Linked DNA regions of Homo sapiens: region 2 is linked to region 1. The links are chromatin contacts, found by Hi-C or POLR2A ChIA-PET in ENCODE. All regions are on one chromosome and are shown on one strand. Each heading gives the region's core, a stretch centred on a gene start or an enhancer-like site at or near the end of the contact. The rest is flanking DNA. Distances are from core to core; before and after follow the strand shown.

Region 1 (5,384 bases), core at 1,436-3,935:
TTGAGTATTGCAAGATGTTCCAGGCTGATCTTGTATTTGCCCTTCCCCAGCTCTGGAATCAACCGCTTCTCCAAGGAGTCTTGATTCTATTTTATTGGAGAAACCAAGAAACCCAAATTGAGGAACATTCTACATAATATCTGACCAATACTTTCAACAATATCGAGGTCATGAAAGACAAGGAAAAGCAGAGTAACTGTCATAGATTGGGGTAGACTTAGGAAGACACGACAACTAAATGCAGTGTATGATCCTGAAACAGAAATAAGACGTTAATTAAAAAACTGGTGGAATTTCAATAAAGTCTATAGTTAATAGTATTGTACCAGTGCTCATTTCTTAGTTTTGCTAATTGTACTATGGTAATATAAGATAAAGCTAGGTGAAATGTATATGGGAACTCTTGTACTGTTTTTGCAACTCTTATGTATGAAATTGTTTCAGAATAAAAGGTGAGTGCTCACTTCAGTCATACATATACTAAAGTTGAAATGATACAGAGAAGATTAGCATGGTCCCTGTGTGAAGTTAACACACAAATTTGTGAAGCAGTCCATGTTTAAAAAAAAAAGTTTAAAAAAAAAAGGTTAAAGAACTATTAACTTCCAGCCAGGCACGGTGGCTCACGCCTGTAATCCCAGCACTTTGGAAGGCCGAGGCGGGCGGATCATGAGGTCAGGAGTTCAAGACCAGCCTGACCAACATGGTGAAACCCCATCTCTACTAAAAATACAAAAAAAAAAATTAGCCGAGTGTGGTGGCACATGCCTGTAATCACAGCTACCCAGGAGGCTGAGGCAGGACAATTGCTTGAACCTGGGAGGCGGAGGTTGCAGTGAGCCGAGATTGCGCCACTGCACTCTAGCCTGGGCGACAGAGTGAGACTCCATCTCAAAAAAAAAATAAATAACTATTAACTTCCAAAAAATGTTCAAGAATGTGAATTTAGTCACTATTTTTGTACAGAAATATAAATTTAGAAATGTAATTTTCTGAAAAAACATTATGTAGCAATGTATTTCATGTTGCTTTTATTTAAAATTCCCTTTGCAACTTGAAGTTTTTTAGTTTTTTTTTTTCTTTTAATTGCTCCCTTTTACCTGATGACATTCAAATTGGGAAGAGAGGTTGGTAGAAAAACTAAAACTCTACAATCTATTTCTTAAAAATAATGTTTTTCTTTTCTTTCTTTCCTTTCTTTTCTTTCTTTTCTTTACTTTTTTTTTTCTTTTCTTTTCTTTTTTTTTTTTTGACAGGGTCTGGCTCTATAGTCCAGGTTGAGTACAGTGGTGTGATCACGGCTCACTGCAACCTTAACCTCTAGGCTCAAGTGACCCACCTCAGCCTCTTGAGTAGCTGGGACCACAGACACACCACCATGGCCAGATAGTTTTCTGTATTTTTTCTTTGTAGAGACAGGGTTTCACCATGTTGCCCAGGCTGGTCTCAAACTCCTGAGCTCATGTGATCTGCCTGCCTCGGCCTCCCAAAGTGCTGGGATTACAGGCATGAGCCACCACATGTGGCCCATTTTTTCTTCATAAGTGAGTTTGTAGTTTTTACTTTGTTCTAATTTTTTGAGGCTATGTTCAGGAAGCCATACAGCTTGAATAAGTAACCATCTCAGGAGAAAAAAAAGAGAGGAGGCCACTGAGATCGGATATATAAGAACAGGATTTTATTAGTGGCTTGGGGAGGGCTGGTTGCAGGGCCAGCTCATTTATTTTTTGGTTTGGTTTGGTGGTTTTTTTTTGTTTTGTTTTTTTTGGTTTTGTTTTGAGACAGAGTCTTGTGCTGTTGCCCAGGCTGGAGTGCAGTGACACAATTTTTCTTCTGCCTCACCCTCCCGAGTAGCTGGAATTACAGGCATGCACCACCACGCCTGGCTAATTTTTGTATTTTTAGTAGAGACAGGGTTTTACCATGTTGGCCAGGCTGGCCTCGAACTCCTGAACTTAAGTGATCCACTCACCTAAGCCTCCCAGAGTGCTGGGATTACAGGCATAAGCCACCGCGCCCGGCTGTTTTTGTCCAAGCCTGGTTTCTGAGAGACAGTTTCCTTGGTCAGGAGAGTCTGTAAATGAATTTATTAGAATAGGTTTCTTGGAGCAGTTACCGGCCTCACCGTAAGCAACAGCTTGAGGAAGCAGATACCTGGGGCAGATTTCCCAGTGAGTCACTCTTCAACTTTTCAAGGACCTTTGTTCGAGAGATCTTTATCTCCAAGCTACAGCTTACCCTACCCTAGGACAATTTAGTGGCCCATCTCAAGCTACCTGGTTTGATAAAAGAACATTGATCCTGGGAGTTAGAACTCTAGCTCTAATACTAACCAGCTGGTGACTTTGGAAAATGATTGGAGCTTTATGCATCTCAGTTTCCTCACTGTAAAAAAGGGGATTTGGTTACTTGATTTCCAAGCTACTTTCTTAATGAAAAAAATCTGCCATTTGTATCTGAAACTGAAGGCATCTTCCTTCTCAGCAAACTGTTCCCCTTTCTATGTATACCATTTATTTGTCATGCAACGATCCTTCTAGTCTCTGAAGCTAAAAATCTGTGTTTATTTTTGTTATATGTTTCCTTTAACTCTTGCAGCCAACTGTCTTCCAATCCAGCAGTTCTTCCTTCACAGTTCATGTGGTAGTAGAATGCATATGACTGAAGAGAATGGGTTTTGGAGTCTGAAAGTCTGAAAATGGAACTCATATCTGAGAGAGACTGTGTGGGTGGGGAGAGATAATATACCTTTCTTTTTTTTTTTTTTTTTTTTGAGACAGAGTCTCGCTCTGTCGCCCAGGCTGGAGTGCAATGGCATGATCTCGACTCACTGCAACCTCTGCTTCCCGGGTTCAAGCAGTTGTCCTGCCTCAGCCTCCCAAGTAGCTGGGATTACAGGCGCCTGCCACCATGCCTGGCTAATTTTTTGTATGTTTAGTAAAGACAGGATTTTGCTACATTGGCCAGACTGGGTCCGGAACTCCTGACCTCAGGTGATCCGCCTGCCTCAGCCTCCCAAAGTGCTGGGATTACAGGCGTGAGCCACCATGCTGGCCCCAATACCACACCTTTAATGCAGGCCAATGAAAGCCAGTTACTACAATGGAGGGTATTCCAAGTGAGCCCAGGATAACTTTTAAGTTTCCCTGAAAGCAGGAATGATTATCTCTGATATTCACCACTCTGGGAAGATACTCACCACTATTCTCTTACTGAAAAATAATTTGTATGGGTTTTCAGCTAGGTGGTTCAGGGATTTTTCTAGCTGGTTTTCTACATTGGCTAAAAGTGGCGGTTTTAATCATTCTTCATTAATTGTAGTTGAAAGAAAATGGACTTTGGAATCAAACAGAATATGCGTTTGAATCCCAGCTCTGCTACTTTATAGCTAAGTGATCTTTGTAAAGTTAATATGTCTGAATCTCAATTTCGTTACCATAAATATAAGACAATAAAACCAATCCTGTAGAATGATTGTGAGGATTGAGATATATGCAAAGCATAAAGTTAGTGTCTTAAAATCTTCCAAGAGTCGGATTTCTAACTTTAGCTTTGAATTTGTAGTTTCCTATTGTATATCATTTGGATTTCTCTTGCTGACATGTATGTCTCAACATGTGTAAATCAACACTCATCATTTTCCCTCTTCTTTCTATATTTACTGTCTCTGTTAATGGAATCAACAGCCTTCCATCATTCGGGTTTGATGATGCCAGCTTTGATTCTCTTTTACCCTAAGTTCATTTTATTCTAAGAACTGTCAATTTCTCTCTTCCCACTTTTCCATTTCCACCTACCCTAATTAATTTACGAATTTAAACCTTGATTACCTCTCACTTAGTTTCAGGATCTTCTTGACTAGTAATTTAGACTCCAGTCTTTTTCCCTCTTAGCAAGTTGCACACTACTGCTGAATAATATTTTAAAATATGATGTTAGTCATGTTACATGCTTTTTCAGAAACTTTCTGTGTTCCACCAGAGAGACTGTGGTTAATCCACTACAGAGATCTTATCTTACAGGTGTGGATATTGAGGATCAGAAACTTTTTTTGTTATAAAAACCATGCATGTGCTAAGTAAATAGCACATAAGATTAGACCTAATCTCTGATCACTCATGGGTTACTTCTTCCCACTATTGAAATATGGCCCAAACTCCTTAGCATGGTTTTCTTCCCAGTCAGGCCCCATTATGTCTTTTTTTTTTTTTTTTTTTTTTTGAGACAGTTTCGCTCTTGTCACCCAGGCTGGAGTACAGTGGTGCAATCTCGGCTCACTGCAACCTCCGCCTCCCAGGTTCGAGAGAGTCTCTTGCCTCAGCCTTCCGAGCAGCTGGGATTACAGGCGCGTGCCACCACGCCCAGCTAATTTTTTGTATTTTTAGTAGAGATGGGGTTTGGCCATCTTGGGCAGGCTGGTCTCAAACTCCTGACCTCAGGTGATCCGCCTGCCTCAGCCTCCCAAAGTGCTGGGATTATAGGCGTGAGCCACCACACCTGGCCAAGTCTTGTCTATCTTCAACTTCTCTTGCACCTAGAGTTTAACTCACTCCCCAAAGGTGCTAATGCTATTCTCCTCCTTCCTCCTCCTGCCTTCACTTTGATGAAATTCTGCCCGTTCTTTAAGTCCCAAGTCATCTGATATCTTTTCCTTTCCCTCTCACAAAGCCAGAAAATCAGGTCTTGTATTCCTACACCACGCATAGCCTCTAACCACATTCTGTCTTGTACTATAAATATTTGTGTGTATGTCAGCAAGCACAGTAGATTATGTACACCATTCAGGCAGGGACATCTCCCTACATCTCATAAGAAGTAGTTATTCAATAGCCTGGTACCAGAGTCTATCAAAAATCATGTATTGATTCTCACGTTTATCTGTTTCATAGGTACTAATCACATTGCTAAGAAATAACATTATGCTTCTGTGAAGACAAGTGTGGTCAGGGTGAGAGTCATCTCATTCCCTGAGTGTAAGAACTCTAAGAACTGTGTGCCTCTCCTAGCTGTATACCAAAATAGATGTTCTGACTTTTCTTAACTTTCTGGCTGGGAGTAATCAAAACCACGGACTTAGACTTGGGAGTTAACCTTTTTTTTCTTTATCGTGCTCGGTATCTCAAATAATAAATCCTTTTCCTTTTTTAGAAACATACCTTTTTTTTTTTTTTTTTTTGAGGTGGAGTCTCATTCACTCTGTCACCCAGGCTGGAGTGCAGTGGCATGATCTCAGCTCACTGCATCCTCTGCCTCCAGGGTTCAAGTGATTCTCCTGCCTCAGCCTCTCAAGTAGCTGGGATTACAGGGGTGTACCACCACACCTGGCTAATTTTTGTATTTTTAGTAGAGTCTGGGTTTCACCATGTTGGTCAGGCTGGTCTTGG
Region 2 (5,384 bases), core at 1,463-3,962, 280 kb before region 1:
CAGACGTGGTGGTTCACATCTGTAATCCGAGCACTTTGGGAGACCGAGGCAGGAGGATCACTTGAGGTCAGGAGTTTGAGACCAGCCTGGCCAATATGGTGAAACGCCATCTCTACTAAAACAAAATACAAAAATTAGCCGGGCATGGTGGTGGGCGCCTGTGATGCCAGCTACTTGGCAGGCTGAGGGAGGAGAATTGCTTGAACCTGGCAGGCAGAGGTTACGGTAAGCCTCGATTGTGCCACTGCACTCCAGCCTGGGTGACAGCGAGACTCTGTTTCAAAAAAAAAAAAAAAAAATTTCCTGATTCCTGGGCTCAAGCAATCGTCCTGCCTTGGCCTCCCAAAGTGCTAGGATTACAGCTATAAGCTACCAGGCCTGGCCTGGATTTTCTTTAAAAAATAACTGCCCAGTTAATTTATTTTTTCTTCTTTTTGAGATAGGCTCACACTCTGTCTCACAGGCTGGAGTGCCGTGGCATAATCACTGCTCACTGCAGCCTTGACCTCCTGGGCTCAGGTGAGTCTCCCACCTTAGCATCCCGGGTAGCTGGGACTACAGGCATGCACCATCACACCCGGCTAATTTTTTAATATTGTTTTGTAGAGACAGGGCTTCACCATCTTGCCCAAGCTGGTCTCAAACTCCCGAGCTCAAATGACCCACCCACCTCAGCCTCCCAAAGTCCTGAGATTATAGAAGTGAGCTATCACGCCAGGCCCTGTTCCAGTGAATTTAAAATAGGATCTCCTTTTCATATACTTTGATAAACAGATCTAATCATAGGTCATCTCAGGAACTAAGAGCTAGGAAGAACTAGATTCTCTCATCTAGCCACTTCATCTCCCAAAGGATAGGAGAGGTTAAATGACTTGCCCAAGGTCACAAAGCTTATAAACAGAAGTGAAACCCAAACCCACAATCTTTTCCATGTTACCTCACTGTCTCTGACATTCTCCTAATCTCAGAATGCTGTCCAGTTGATTTCTCTAAAAACCAACTGAGGCCGGGCATGGTGGCTCACGCCTGTAATCCCAGCACTTTGGGAGGCCGAGGTGGGTGGATCAGCTGAGGTCAGGAGTTCAAGACCAGCCTGACCAACATGGCGAAACCCCATCTGTACAAAAATTAGCCGGGCGTGGTGGCTCATGCCTGTAATCCCAGCTACTCAGGAGGCTGAGGCAGAAGAATCACTTGAACCTGGGAGGTGGAGGTTGCAGTGAACCGAGATTGCGCTACTACACTCCAGTCTGGGCGACACAGTGAGACTCCGTCTCAAAAAAAAAAAAAAAAAAAAATGAAATGAGAATGTGTAAAAAGAGTCCAGTCATTGGGTTTCAAAAGTCTTGAAAGTGTTTTTTTAGACACACATACATAATATAAATTCCCAGAAAATAAGGATTTGGCTAAAACTTGGTTCTCCATGAAAATGAGAAATGAGTCCTCAGCCTGTTGATGCCAACTTGACCAGATGAATCTCTTGTCCCTGAGTTCCCCAAAATGCTGATAAAGTCATATTTTATTCCCCAGAATACATGCCTAATTGGAGTTCTAACTAGTTGACTAATGACTAAAAAATTTAGAATCATGGGGAATGAGTTAGAGTAAGGAGATGGCTTAGAAAAAAATGAATTCTAAGTATTGATGAATTCTAATTATGATAATACCAAGTTCCAACTATCATACCTCAAATCTCTGATTTCACCTTCTGTCACAGGGGGGAAAAAAGTTTCTCCCATCTCCAAAAAGTAACAGGTACTTTTTATAATATAAAGTTAGGCCCGGCTCAGTGGCTCACTCCTATAATCCCAGCACTTTGGGTGGCTGAAAGGCAGGCAGATCACTTGAGCCCAGGAGTTCAAGACCAGCCTAGGCAAAGTAGTGAGAATCTCTGTCTAAAAAAATTTAAAAATTAGCCAGCATGGTGCCCACTTGGGAGGCTGAGGCGGGAGGATTGCTTGAGCCCAAGAGGTAGAGGTTGCAGTGAGCTGTGATCACACCACGGCACTCCAGCCTAGGCAACAGAGCAAGATCCTGTCTCAAAAAAAAAAAAGGAAAAAAGTTGTCTTCCTTGATAGGGCAGTTAAAAAATGGTTAGAATCCACAACTTCCTGTAGGTGAAATCCCTTCTTACCCTTGGAATCTGCTCCCTTTCTGAAGGATCCTCTGCTCACTTTACAGAGAACACATGCAAACACACACAAAATGCAAAACAGCAACAGCCAAAACTCTAGTTCGACGCTACCCTCACCCTACACAACTTGTCAGGGGTTGACCTGCAGTAATGGCTGATAAGGCTGACAGCAAAAGAAAAACAATCATCTTGGTTGGGTTATTTAATTTCAACTGAAGACTAGAAGACTACAAGACTCATCCTTACTACTCTCCTCTCCCTTCCAGAAAGGTCATGAGAAATATGTAGTCTTGAATTTGATGAGACTGAAAACAGAGAATTCCAAAGCATGAGAACTTATTACTAAACAACTGCTAATTAAAACAAAATGGACACTTTAATATTCTTTAAATTAATTCTATGTAAAACCTGATGAGGTAAACAAATATGGTCATGTCTTGTTCTTTATGACTCACTGTGACTCTGTCACATCCTCCTTCTCACTACTACCTTTGCTGTTAAGCACACAAACCATTTTAGATAACAGCTTGTAAAAGTTGGGAAAGCAGTTTCCTGTCAAATGAATCAGAAATAGATCACTGAAAAACCAGCCCGGTGAGGGCCAGAGGAGTCACTAACAAAGAGTTACTCTAATTCACTCAAGGCTTAAGTTTCTCTGCGTTTTTTCTCACACAGGAAAGAGTAAGACTTATACACTGCCCTTTCTTCCCCCACTTCCCTGAGAGCCCAAGGACAGCGCCCTGCTCCTTCTAGAGGAAAGGGGGTTACCCACACTCCCTTCTCTCAGGTCAAACCACACCCTACATTCCCAGCTGAGACTAGAGACCTCTTGTCTCACCTACTCTTACTCATCTTCTCTGGCACATCCTCACCTCACCTACCTTTCATGTCACTGACCACAGTGACTTTCCACAGAAGCACAGCTGCTTAAATGCTGGTGGGTTTTTTTGTATGTCTTCACAATGCATGTTCCAAGGATACATATATTACACTCTTATTTTTATTTGTTTTTTGTTTTTTGAGACAGAATCTGGCTCTGTCGCCCAGGCTGGAGTGCTGTGGTGCGATCTGGCTCACTGCAGCCTTCACCTCCCAGATTCAAGCGATCCTCCCACCTCAGACTCCCAAGTAGCTGGGATTACAGGCGCATGCCACCACACCTGGCTAATTTTTGTATTTTTAGTAGACACGCGGTTTCACTATGCTGGCCAGACTGGTCTGGAACTCCTGACCTTAAATGATCTGCCTGCCTCAGCCTCCCAAAGTGCTGGGATTACAGGCATGAGCCACCGCACCCGGCCAACACTCTTATTTTTAACTCAGAGAATACTCATAAGGCCACTAGGCAAGAACTCCCTCAGCTTCCTCATCCATCACCTATGAGTATCTGCCTCTGCTCCCATCCTTTCCTTCTTCCCTTCTGTTTCAGCAGAAAAGGAGTCATTCCTGGCATCCTGAATGATCACTCCAGCAGCACTTAGGGTCTCAAGCTTTGCTGACTCAGGGAGACCTCGTTCCATCACATCTTTCTACTCTAGACTTTCAATTCCTCCTCCCCAAGACCTCTTACCCCTCCACCAACAAATGAACACACTCAAGTCTCTACCTTCTTAACATAATTCATTTGTTTGGCCATCAAATATTTGTTGAGTGCCTACTACAGGCCAGGAGCAATTTTTTACTCTGGAGATAAAGCAGTGAATAAAACTAAGTTCCTGCCCTCAGGCAACTTATTTTCTAGTGAGGAGAGAGACAAAGAACAGATGAATGTGTATATATCCTAGCTACTTCCTTTCTCTCCACCTCACACGGCCAGGCTTGAAACAGCAGGGTACCCCGCCTGCCTCTACTTCCACTTCCTCTCTGCTTTGCATTCCTTATCCACTTTCAACAGGCTGCAGTGCCCCTTCCTTGCCCCAACCCTGTCCCTAAACCCTACTAAAACAGCTTAGGCAAAGGTCACCACCAATGACCTCTGCTTGTAATCTCAATTGCATTTTCTCAGTCCTAGTCTCAAACTCTATGCAACAAGAGACACTTAATACTCCTTGTTGTTTTGCTCTTCTCCCTCTGGTCACTCATACCCCTCTGACCTCTTTTCCAGGTTCTTTTTTTCAGCTTCCCCCTTAAATGGTGGTGCTTTCCAGTTCTGTGTTTAGCCTCTGCTCACTCAATATGCTCTCCTTGGCTGGGTGCAGCGGCTCACACCTATAATCCCAGCACTCTGGGAGGCCGAGGTGGGCGGATCACAAGGTCAGGAGATCGAGACCATCCTGGCTAACATGGTGAAACCCCATCTCTACTAAAAATACAAAAAAAAATTAGCCAGGCGTGGTGACAGGCATCTGTAGTCCCAGCTACTCGGGAGGCTGAGGCAGGAGAATGGCGTGAACCCAGAAGTCAGAACTTGTAGTGAGCTGAGATTGCGCCACCGCACTCCAGCCTGGGCGACAGAGCGAGACTCCATCTCAACATATATAATATGCTCTCCTTGGACAATCTCAATCATGCCCACTGCTTCCACTATCAGCGATACATGCTAAGGAATACTGAATGTATATCTTCAGGACAGGCCTTTCTACAGAACTCCAAATCCACACACCCAACTGCTGCTACAGATCTCCATTTGCATGTCCCCAAAACCTCTCAAATTCAGTAAAACTGAATTTTCTCTCCCCCTACACCCTAAACTGTTCTTCTGCCTCTATTCCCTGTTTTAGGAAATGGTGCCATCTTTCTCTCAAGATGCCTAAGGAAGAAACTTACCAGTCCGCCTTTCTCCTATCACACCTACAAATCTCTGTGCACACCTCCTCCTCCTCCATACTAGTCTCGTAAATTCTCCCTGCTTAAATACTTCTTTTCATTCCCTCTTCCCTAATCCTACTGCAGAGACAGCTCATTTCAGTAGCCTCCTGTAAGTCTTCCTGCCCTGTCTTACCTGCTCTTATTTAAGGCTATTTTGCACTTTTTCTATGTAAATAGTATCACTTGGTTGTGTGACACAGCAACCTGAAACTATTCTCCTCTAAGGCGATCTCCAACAAACACAGATGTCATCCACTCCTGCTTACAATACTTCAGTGGCTTCCCATGAATGCTCTTCCCAAAGATGCTATATGATGCTCTTTCCCCTGAAGAAAGTGATGGAGGAGGCAGGGCACAGTGGCTCACGCCTGTAATCCCAGCACTTTGGGAGGCTGAGGCGGGCAGATCATGAGGTCAGGAGATTGAGACCATCCTGGCTAAC

What was found. A loop is a pair of places that touch in the nucleus more often than their neighbours do. ChIA-PET counts read pairs that join two places held with the same protein, here RNA polymerase II (POLR2A). Pooled maps may share reads with other maps.
Region 2: a loop to region 1 is called in a pooled map, with 2.0 times the contacts of the local background. The contact joins two enhancer-like sites. A Hi-C loop is called at or near these places in 5 of 50 pooled maps. POLR2A ChIA-PET finds 5 or more read pairs at or near these places in 3 of 52 experiments (OCI-LY7, WTC11 and activated CD4-positive, alpha-beta T cell).

The regions. Positions count from the first base shown.
Region 1 is chr12:50,251,417-50,256,800 of GRCh38, reverse strand. The region is part of intron 1 of LIMA1 (LIM domain and actin binding 1); the gene reads left to right. It also overlaps the pseudogene RNU6-1093P. Among named protein-coding and RNA genes, the nearest start is that of MIR1293, 20 kb to the right of the region's middle. Within about 2 kb of position 2,685, at least 13 of the 41 ENCODE cell types and tissues checked have a DNase peak (open chromatin) inside an H3K27ac peak, as active enhancers do.
Region 2 is chr12:50,530,284-50,535,667 of GRCh38, reverse strand. The region is part of intron 1 of DIP2B (disco interacting protein 2 homolog B); the gene reads right to left. Among named protein-coding and RNA genes, the nearest start is that of DIP2B, 28 kb to the right of the region's middle. RefSeq lists enhancers at 2,657-2,726, 4,936-5,384. Within about 2 kb of position 2,712, at least 19 of the 41 ENCODE cell types and tissues checked have a DNase peak (open chromatin) inside an H3K27ac peak, as active enhancers do.